Regions from separate parts of the Homo sapiens genome. Here region 2 is linked to region 1. Evidence: read pairs that join two places in POLR2A ChIA-PET (ENCODE). Cell type or tissue: PC-3. All regions are shown on one strand.

Region 1 (5,000 bases):
GTTATTTGTTTACTGAATCAGATAATAATTTTTGAATAGTGGACAAATATTTCCTCAATTTCTGTACTAATATCAATGTAACAGCAACAGACACAAAATGCTTTTAACTTGCGCTTAAATTATTAGTATTTACTTTATCACTTTCTTATCAGCAAAACAATAAATCAAGCCCAAATTTGTAGCATTTGCAATTTCCAAAGTCTAAATATTCCCACCATGGCCAATTTCAAGGTACCAACATGATGTCTCTGAACATGGATCTGAGAAAAGATGCACAGCAGCATACCATTATGTAGCTTATCCACCGCACAAATACAATCAATGTAAATAACTCAAGAGCAGAGATGGTATGAAAATGAAAAATAATTAAGAATTGATGACTGTTGAGTATTTATTACTTTTTAATATAATTTAGTTAAGTTTATGTGTAATTATTTTTGTTAGTGATGGGGTCTCCCTACATTGCCCAAGTTAGTCTTGAACTCCTGACCTCAAGCAATCCTCCTGCCTTGACCTCCCAAAGTGCTGGGATTACAGGCATGAGCCACCATGCCTGGTCCATAGTTTATGCATAATTTTTAAGTGGTTGAGTTTAACTTTTTTTTTTTTTGAGATGGAGTCTCACTTTGTTGCCCAGGCTGGAGTGCAGTGGCGTGATCTCGGCTCACTGCAACCTCCGCCTTCTGGGTTCAAGCAGTTCTCCTGCCTCAGCCTCCTGAGTAGCTGGGACTACAGGTGTGTGCAACCACACCCAGCTAATTTGTGTATTTTTAGTACAGACAGGGTTTCACCACGTTGGCCAGGATGGTCTTGATCTCTTGACCTTGTGATCCACCCACCTCGGCCTCCCAAAGCACTGGGATTACATGTGTCAGCCACCGTGCCAGGCTTTAACATTTTTGAAATGGCTGTATTGTCTTGCAAATTTGCTGAAAATTTAATGATAAGCTCTTGCAAGCTGACATGAGCCGTCTCCAGCACACCATTATTTCCAGGGCAGCACTCTCTCCCAGATTGTTTTCCCACTTCATGGATGCCCTTTCTCAATCACATTTATTAGTTCCCTCTAATTTCTCAATGAGGGCTTAAGATGTTTAGAATACCTCTGAACATGGTAAGACTTCTTTAATCTTACTCCCTGGATAATCTTACCCAGTTTCCTTGATAATCTTATCTAATTCCGTAGTTTTAAATATTACCAGCACCCTCAAGACTTCCGAATGTATATCTGTAGCTCAGAACTTTACTCTGAATTCCAGACTCATATCCAGCTGAATGCTCAACATTTCCATTTGGATGTCTAATAAGCATCTCAAACTTCACTTGTCAAAACTGAACTCCAGATCTTATCCACCCACCCTCAGTCTGCTTCTCCTCCAATGTATCTCCATCTTTCACCCTTCCAATTATTCAGACCCAAATTCCTGAAGTCAGCATTCATTCTTTTCTCTAATTCTCTACATCTATCCATCAGTAAATCCTGTGGGCTCCAACATCAAATTATATGCAGAATCCCATCACTTCTCCCTACCTCCAGTGCCACCACCCTGGCACAACCCATCATCATCTATCCCCTACATTACTGCAATGTTCTACTAGTTTACATGCTGTCACCTTTGCCCTCCTACAGTCTTTTCTCTTTTTTTTCTTTTTTCTTTCTGTCTTTGTTTGTTTGTTTTGTTTTTTGTTTTCTTTTAAGCAGGATCTCTCTCTGTCACCCAGATGGGAATGTAGTGGGGCAATCACTGCACATTTCAGCATCAGCCTCCCAGGCTCAAGTGATCCTCCCAAATCATTTTTTGAATTCTGATTTTTTTGTAGAGATGAGGTCTCACTATGTTGCCCAGGCTGGCCTACAGTCTTTTCTAAACCCAATAGCCAAAAATATCCTTTCAAGTCATCAACTAGATTATGTCATTCCTCAACTCAAACCCTCCAGTGTCTCCCCATCCCACTCAGAGCAAAGGCCCACCTCTCTGACTTCAGCTCTTAGACCTCTCCTCTTGCTCAATCTACTCCAACCACAGTATGCTGTTTCTCAAATATATCAAGAACTCTCCTATATCATGGCCTCTATACTTGTGATTCTGCCTATAACACTCTTCTCTCAGGTATCCATAAAGCTTGCTCCTTCACTTCTTTCATATCTCTGCTTATATATCATCTTAGTAGTAAGGCCTTCCCTAATACTCCTATATAACATAGCAAACTTCAAGCTTATCCCCTTGAAGGAAATGAGAATTTCAATTGGGCAATAAGAGATGGAGGAGGACATTGCGTAACTACTCCTCTTCTATCTAGTAAGATTAGAAATATAGAAATAAATGTGGATGAACAGAGAGCTCACTCCAATTTATATTAACAAAGAATGGTGATATAAATGTGTGCTAATATATTTGCATAAACTTTAATTTTTAAAAATGATTTCACACTTTACTTGCGTAATGTTTTAACAACTCTGAATCAAGGACAAATATTTTAATCCCCATTTTGTCAATAATTAAACAATCAGCAGTTTCCCCAAAATGATGGTGGCTCACTTTCTAACCCATCCCTACACACTATTTACAAATATAAATAGTTACTTTACTTACCACTGTAGGTGATCAACAATACAATAATTATACTATACCTCTCTCTCTACTTATATGTATCTGTGGGCTCTAATCACGTGATTACCTCTAGTGCCCAAAGCTTTAGTCTTTTTCATTTCCTCATTAAAGTCTGCCGACATTTTTCGGGAAACCTACAAGTGCTGAGCACCTTTTTCTTTTCTCTCTCTTTTTTTTTTTAATACAATTATAACTAAAGCCTTTTTTTTTAAGCTTCTGTGGCATTGTTGTAGGTATTACCCTAGTCGTTTATTCTTTTAAAGGGCAATTCTTGGCCAGGCACGGTGGCTCACACCTATAATTCCAGCACTTTGGGTGGCCAAGGTGGAAGGATGGCTTGAGACCGGGAGTTCGAGACCAGCCTGGGCAACAGAGCAAAACCCTTTCTCTACAACAAAATTTTAAAATTAGCCAGGTGTGGTGGTGCACGTCTGCACTCCCAGCTACTCAGAAGGCTGAGATGGGAGGATCATTTAAGCCCAGGAGTTCGAGGCTTCAGTGGGCCACCATCCTGCTACTGCACTCCAGCCTGGGCTACAGAGTGAGACCCTGTCTCTAAATAAATAAGTAAAATACCCTGTCTCTAAGTAAATAAGTAAAATTAAGAGCAATTCTCAAAAATGTATTAACAATATTCCCACAATCACATCTACAAATATAATTAGATAAGTAAGGGGAATTTCACTCACTCATTTAGCATATATTTATCCAATAACTATAAAGGGAAAATACTGTATTGATTCAAAACAGCTAGATGTTTTCTAAACCAGCAGAGCTTACTATGCCTCTCATCGCTGTAGGATAAAAATTTGACACATAAAAAATGCTAAAATATTTTTAAAAGGTCGTATATAATCAAGTCTCCAAGTTAGGCTTTCACACACCAGCATCTAGGGCTGGAATTGTGGCTGCCCTTTTATGCTGCTTTTGATTATTGAGAATGATCATCACCTGGAGTCAATTCTATTATGCTCTTCAACTCTCTCTACTCAAATCCTTATTTCTGGTTAATGAAAGTTTGAAGGTAATCTAAAAATGACAAATTAAACAAATGAGACAAATGGCAAGGATCTTTTCATACAAATTAAAAATCCCTAACCTAATCTCCATAAATTGAATAAAGTGGAAAGCTGAGATAATTATCCAAGCAAGTCAAGATTCATATTTTAATTGATGTTCAAATAACCAAGTGGAGAATTTTTCATCTAAATTGCCTCAATTCTCCTGTTTTCTTCATTAAACTCTACCTTCATAAGACTCCTGAGTCTACAGGAAAAAAAAAAAGCTAAATTTGGATTACTTGAGGGCAGGCACAGGAGGAAATGGGGGGGAAGGGAGAATCACTTTTTAAAATAAGAAATTTTTGCATGAAATATGCAACCAAGGGATAGTGAATGTTACATAATTAGAACTGTAGGTAATCATGTGTCTGTTAATTAAGGTTCAACTCTATATTGTACATGGTTTAAGAATAGCATCACCAGAAAGTTATAAATAATTTGGGACAGGTAATTTAAATTTGAAACAGTGATTGGCAATAGTGCTAACAAATGAACTTTTAGAGAAAAGAAAATGATGATACATAAAATCATTTGCCATGGCTTAAAAAATGAAGAATTACAGAACATACAGTGGTATCATTAGGAAAACTCAGATCAAAGTATAATAGAGAAAAGGTGAATTTAACAGGCAAATTTTGGAAAATAAAGCATTTAGAATAGTGAAATTATTTTACATAAATCTATTCAACATTTTTACAGTTTAAAAAGAACTTTTAAATGCATTATCTTATCTGATTCTCACCACTGAGAAGTCATACCTATTTTACATGAAACTGAAACTCAGAGTGGCTTGTCCAAGATCACACAGCTACTAAATAACAGATTTGGAGCTTAATCCAAAAGCTTTTGATTCCAAGTATAGTGTTCTCTCCACAATACCACCCTTAATCCTCCAGAAATGGAGATGAGCATATTTTTATGGAAAAAATAAAATAAAACTTGACCAATCAGACATAAATCGTATCACTGAATTTTAGAATCTAGGGTTAAATGTTGAATCACAAATGTTCAAATTTAGTCTTTTAATTTGTATTTGTAACATATAAATAAAAATGGTCCTACCTTTATAAGTCTGGTAGATAGAGAAAAAGGTTATTTCAGCCATTAATCAAGTATTTATTGACTATCTTACTATATCCAGACACTGGGAACACAGTACTGAACAAAATAGGCAATAGTCTACCCTCACAGAGATTTTAGTCTCAAAATAAAGATAATTAACTAGGAAATTCCAACAAAGTGAAAGATTAAAACAGAGTATAAGAATGCTATCACGGCTGGGAGCGGTGGCTCACGCCTGTAATACCAGCACTTTGGGATGCCAAGG
Region 2 (5,000 bases), 160 kb after region 1:
TAAGCACTACTCATTACTACAAGATTTTTAAATGGCCATGCGAGATGGTCTCTGAGATCAAGGAAACCAGTTCAGCCAGCTTCCTGAGCAAATGGTAAATGGGTCATGAAACATGCTTCAACCCTATTCCAGACGGCCAAGATGGAGAACCCACAAAAATGCCTGTCAGTGTTTAACGATCCACCTGAGTAAAGGATGGTTGCAAAAATGAACTGGTTCTCTCTCTGCAAACTCTGGGGATGCTAGGCTAAAAAGTCATGTTAAAGGTCAGTAAGATCAGGGATATGTGATTCCAGTGGTCAAGCAAGAATCTAGAAATAAAAATTTTAAATGCTCACCTCTTCACAAGTAAGAATATTCCACTGTACTATATATGTGCTCCATATTAACAGGAGAACTAGTATTAGATAGAGATAGTTTGCAGAAGAGTGAGAATTGTTATTCTTCATCCAGTCTCACTGCTAACCTTTGCTGGACCTAGAGGAACCTAACAAGCTTGTCTACTTTCATTTCTCAGGGGAAAAACACCTACCTGTGTGTGTATATAAACTGGAGGAAAGGAAGAGGCAGAGTTTCAAAACACCTCACCATCCAAAGTGAGGATTTTTCAGTTGCACAATGTGCAAGAATCCTATTTTCTTTGAGGCATCTTCAATACATATGTAATGGGAAGGAAGTGAGAAGTGAAGAATGACACAGCCCTACAGAAATTCGGAGGTGATCCACTCAAGGTTGGGGCACTTTTAACAAGTGCAGTGCTGAACATACACACTAAAAACCTTTAGTAAATTTTAAAGCAGGCTGGGTGCAGTGGTTCATGCCTGTAATCCTAGCACTTTGGGAGGCCAAGGTGGGTGGATCACCTGAGGTCAGGAGTTCGAGACCAGCCTGACCAACATGGTGAAACCCCGTCTCTACTAAAAAATACAAAAATTAGCTGGGTGTGGTGACACACGCCTGTAATCCCAGCTACTCAGGAGGCTGAGGCAGGAGAATCTCTTGAACCCGGGAGGCGGAGGTTGCAGTGAGCCGGGATCACACCACTGCACTCCAGCCTGGGTGACAGAGTGAGACTCCTTATCAAAAAAAAAAAAAAAGAAAGAAAAAAAAATTTTAAAGCAGCCCCACTTAAGAATAAAACAGTATGTACATTAGTGAATAAAATTTATAAAAATTAATTACTTGAAAAACAGAATTACTGGGAAGTTATCCTTCTACCACTTACTAGCTATAAGTCATTGGGCAAGTTACCGACCACTGTGAAGCTGTTTTCTCATTTGTGCTTGACATTAGGATGTCCCTCACAGATTGTAAGGATTAAATGAAATAATGAATATAAAAAGAGCACATGTCTTGCATTCTGTACCAAAAATAGCTACTAAAACTATATTCTAGCTTCCGCTCTGAGTTCACACTTTTTTTCCATCCAGCTGAATAAGACTATACTTAGTAATATATTTCTCTTTTGTATTATGTCTCTTTCTGATCTCCCCCCATGAAGTTTGGGCTTCATTGACAGGGAATCTAATGACCTTTGTTTTAATTTCCTCTAGCTCTCTGCATACTGTCCACAGTAATTACTCAAATAAATATTAAGACATTACTTCATTTTCTTTTTAATTTGCATGTGCTTGCATATGCTACTACCTGCTTGTTCATCTTGAAAACTACTTACCCTTCAAGACAAATCAAAGTTACCACCTCCATGAAGCCTTCCATAACTTCCATACCCCAAGTTAAAGTTGCAGCAGATTCAATGATTATTCCTAACTCTTCATTTCCTCCCTGTAACAGAACTATACTATCATGTTCCCACCAGAGTAAGCAAAGAATTCATCCCTATCCTCCTAATGTTGGGCTTGGCCTGTGACTCGCTTTGGCCAATGGAATGTTAGCAAATGTGATGCAAGCATAGGCTGTAAATGTGCTTTTGTGGTTTGATCTGGCTTCTTGTATTCCTGCCACATGCCATGAGAAGAGCTTGTCCCAGTTATTCATTGCCTCTTCATCCTGGGTTCCAGAAAGAGATAAAAGGACAGACCTGAACCTGACCTCCCTGAAGCAGGTATCCCTGCTGACCTATAGATATAAAAGAAAAAACTAAGTATTTGTTGTTGGAAGCCACTGAGGTTTGGGAGTTGTTATACGATACTCCCGCAGCAGGAACCTGCTAATACAAACACTTTCTCCTCCAAATACACATCCACTGCTGTGATGATCTACTCTCAGTCTCTCTTGATTGTGAGTCTCTGAATGTGAACAAATAAAAGAATGAGCAAATGAATAAATGAACCTGATTCAAATATACAATATCACCAAGAGATGGCTATCTCAATTATTTCCTTTCTTTCACGTGCAGTAACTTCCTTAGATCTCAAAAGCTGGCAAGAAAATAGATTTAGGCCACATTCTGGGACCCAGGTTCCCAATGAGGTCTTACACTGCCATTTGGTTGGTTCGATGTGAGACTTTAAATTCAAGGAGTGGTGGACAGGAAGAAAACAACAACAATGAAAAACTTAGGTCGTCTAGCAGTGGTAACTGGCAGGGTTGCTGAAATGGGCAACATTGGCTTCCACGCCTTCAAGCAGAATACAACCTAACAAGTGCTTCTGTGTCAAAGCTCTGAGGGTTAAAATTTCTCCCTTAAAATAGGCTGTTAGTGAGGCAAAGGGCAATGTTTCCACTTTACAAAGGAGTGAAGGGCTGGAACCCTTCCCTTTTAATTGGGTAGGTAGGAATCAGTGCCCAATCAAACTGTAAGAGAGCCCTCAGAGGGCAATCAAGATTCTGCAGTATGAGGTGCTCACCCAACTCCTAATATTCTGGATGATGTCCAGCATGGGAGCTAACTGAACATTTCCCTCACTCACTTGACAAAGATTTATTGAGAGACTGGCACTATTCTAAGCACTGGAGGTGCAGCAAGGGAACAAGACAGAAAAACTTCCTGCCTTTGTGGAGTTCATATGGCAATGGATGGAAACAATCAAACTAAATAATAAAAATAAGTTTTTGAATACCAAATAATTAAATTATAACACATTGGAAGGTGATGAGAACTATGGAGGAAAACAAAAAAGGGAAGGGAGGAGAATAATAACTCAGGGAGAGTAGGAATTTTAAAGAGAGTGGTTAGGGTAGGCCTCATTGAGAAGGTGATATTTGAACAAAAACGTGACAGCGATGAGGAAACAAGCCATGCAGATATCCCAGGGTTCTGAGGTGGGAGTTGTCTGGCACATTCAAGAAATGGCAAGGTGACCAGTGCTGGTACACCAGAATGCCCCCAGGAGAGCAGGAGGAGAGGAGGCCGGAAAGGACACGGGTAAGACTGTATTAGGCCTTGTGAGGACAGTAAGACTTCTGGCTTTTACTCTGAGATGAAGCAGCATTAAAGAAAGCCAGACAAAAAGGCAGCAAACATTTACTTGGTCCCTTCTACACATGTGGCGCTGTACATACCTCTCATGGAATCCTCACAAAGACACTCTGAGGTAGGTCTTATGTATTGAGACAGGGTCTCACTCCATTGCCCAGGCTGTAGTACAGTGACACAATCTCGGCTCACTGCAACTTCCACCTCCTGGGTTTAAGCAATTCTCATGCCTCAGCCTTCCAAGTAGCTGGGATTACAGGCGCCCACGACCATGCCCAGCTAATTTTTGTATTTTTGGTAGAGTTGCAGCTTTGCCACGTTGTACAGGCTGGTCTTGAACTCCTGGCTTCAAGTGATCTGCCGGCCTCGGCCTCCCAAAGTATTGGGATTACAGGCATGAGCCACCACACCCAGCCCAAGGTAGGTCTTATTATCTGTGTTTTTCACATGAGGAGAGTGAGGCTGAGGGGGGCATTTGCCACCAAGCTTATGTCTGACTGGCATTTGCTGATGGTTGTGTCAGAATAAGCCAACCCAACATTGACATTTCATTTAATTCTTCTCTTCACACAGATTCCTCCAATCAGCGAGGCAGAACAAAACCCCTGTCTCTGTGGACCCTCATTCTCTGCTTAAGTATAAGAGACTCACCGACCCAGACCCGGCAGTCAGAACGGGGGCAACCTCAGTGCTAAACTGTGAGGGAAGAATTTTGGCTACTACAGTGTCTTGCATTCTCACCAGAGCCTCACAATAACCTCAGTAAAGAAGGGAGGGTAGGAGTGAATATACCCATTGTTCACAGATATTATTGATGTGTTCACAGGAGGAACTCCTGGGGCAAGTTCTCCTTGGGTTCAGCCTCTCCTACCCATCCTCCATTCAGCATGATGCTGAGTCATTTTTCTAAAACTCAGTTCTGACCAAGACACATTCTCAGGCTTAAAATCCTTCACCAACTTCCCACTGACCATTGACTAAAACTCAAAATCCTTAAGCGGCCTGTAGGACTCTCCATGAACTAGCACCTGCTTTACTCTCCAAGCTCTTTTCCTTAGGCTCCAGCCATTCTGAAATTTTCCAGTTCTTCTTGCCTTCAGGCTTTTGCATGTGCTGTTCCTTCGTCCTGGAACAGCATTTCCCTGGTTAATACTTGTTAGGTCTCAAGTTACATGTCACTTACTGCACAAAAGTCTTCCCTAACCCCTCCAAGCCAGCTTAGGTGCCCCTCCTATGTGCTCAATTAGCACCTGACTTCATCAGTCACAGTACTCATCACACGGTCTCAAATCCCTACTTACTCATGTTTGTCTCTTGCCAGTTTATGAACAAGGCTTGTGTCTCCCAGTGATTTGTATTCCCAGCTCTTGCCACTGTCTTGCATCTACTAGGCACTCAAGTGTTCATGAAAAAAAAAAATGATGAACACAGGTGGAAGGGGATTGAGCTTCTATTTCCCCCTGAACATGAACATAGCTCTAGGGCCCATAAATGAAAAACTAGGTCAATATTATTCAATGGGTTCCAGCTCCAGATCTTTCACATCATTCTGTGGTTTGAATAAGTTGAATGACTTCTCTAAGTCTTGGTTATCTCATGCATATGATGGGTATATTCTCTT

The links. ChIA-PET counts read pairs that join two places held together with the same protein. Peaks named below come from ENCODE experiments on the same cell type or tissue, not always from the same donor. Only the 100,000 strongest peaks of a DNase experiment are listed, where the experiment ranks them.
Region 2: POLR2A ChIA-PET joins it to region 1 with 5 read pairs; 2 of 35 experiments call an interaction of 5 or more read pairs at or near these places.

Annotation. Positions count from the first base shown.
Region 1 is chr11:85,600,749-85,605,748 of GRCh38, forward strand. The region is part of intron 2 of DLG2 (discs large MAGUK scaffold protein 2); the gene reads right to left. Among named protein-coding and RNA genes, the nearest start is that of DLG2, 24 kb to the right of the region's middle. In PC-3, no CTCF peak of the experiment used is centred here; no DNase peak of the experiment used is centred here.
Region 2 is chr11:85,758,164-85,763,163 of GRCh38, forward strand. All of the region lies in intron 1 of SYTL2 (synaptotagmin like 2), which reads right to left. Among named protein-coding and RNA genes, the nearest start is that of SYTL2, 50 kb to the right of the region's middle. RefSeq lists an enhancer at 3,173-4,372. In PC-3, no CTCF peak of the experiment used is centred here; a DNase peak (open chromatin) is centred at 1,908; H3K27ac peaks cover 3,312 bases.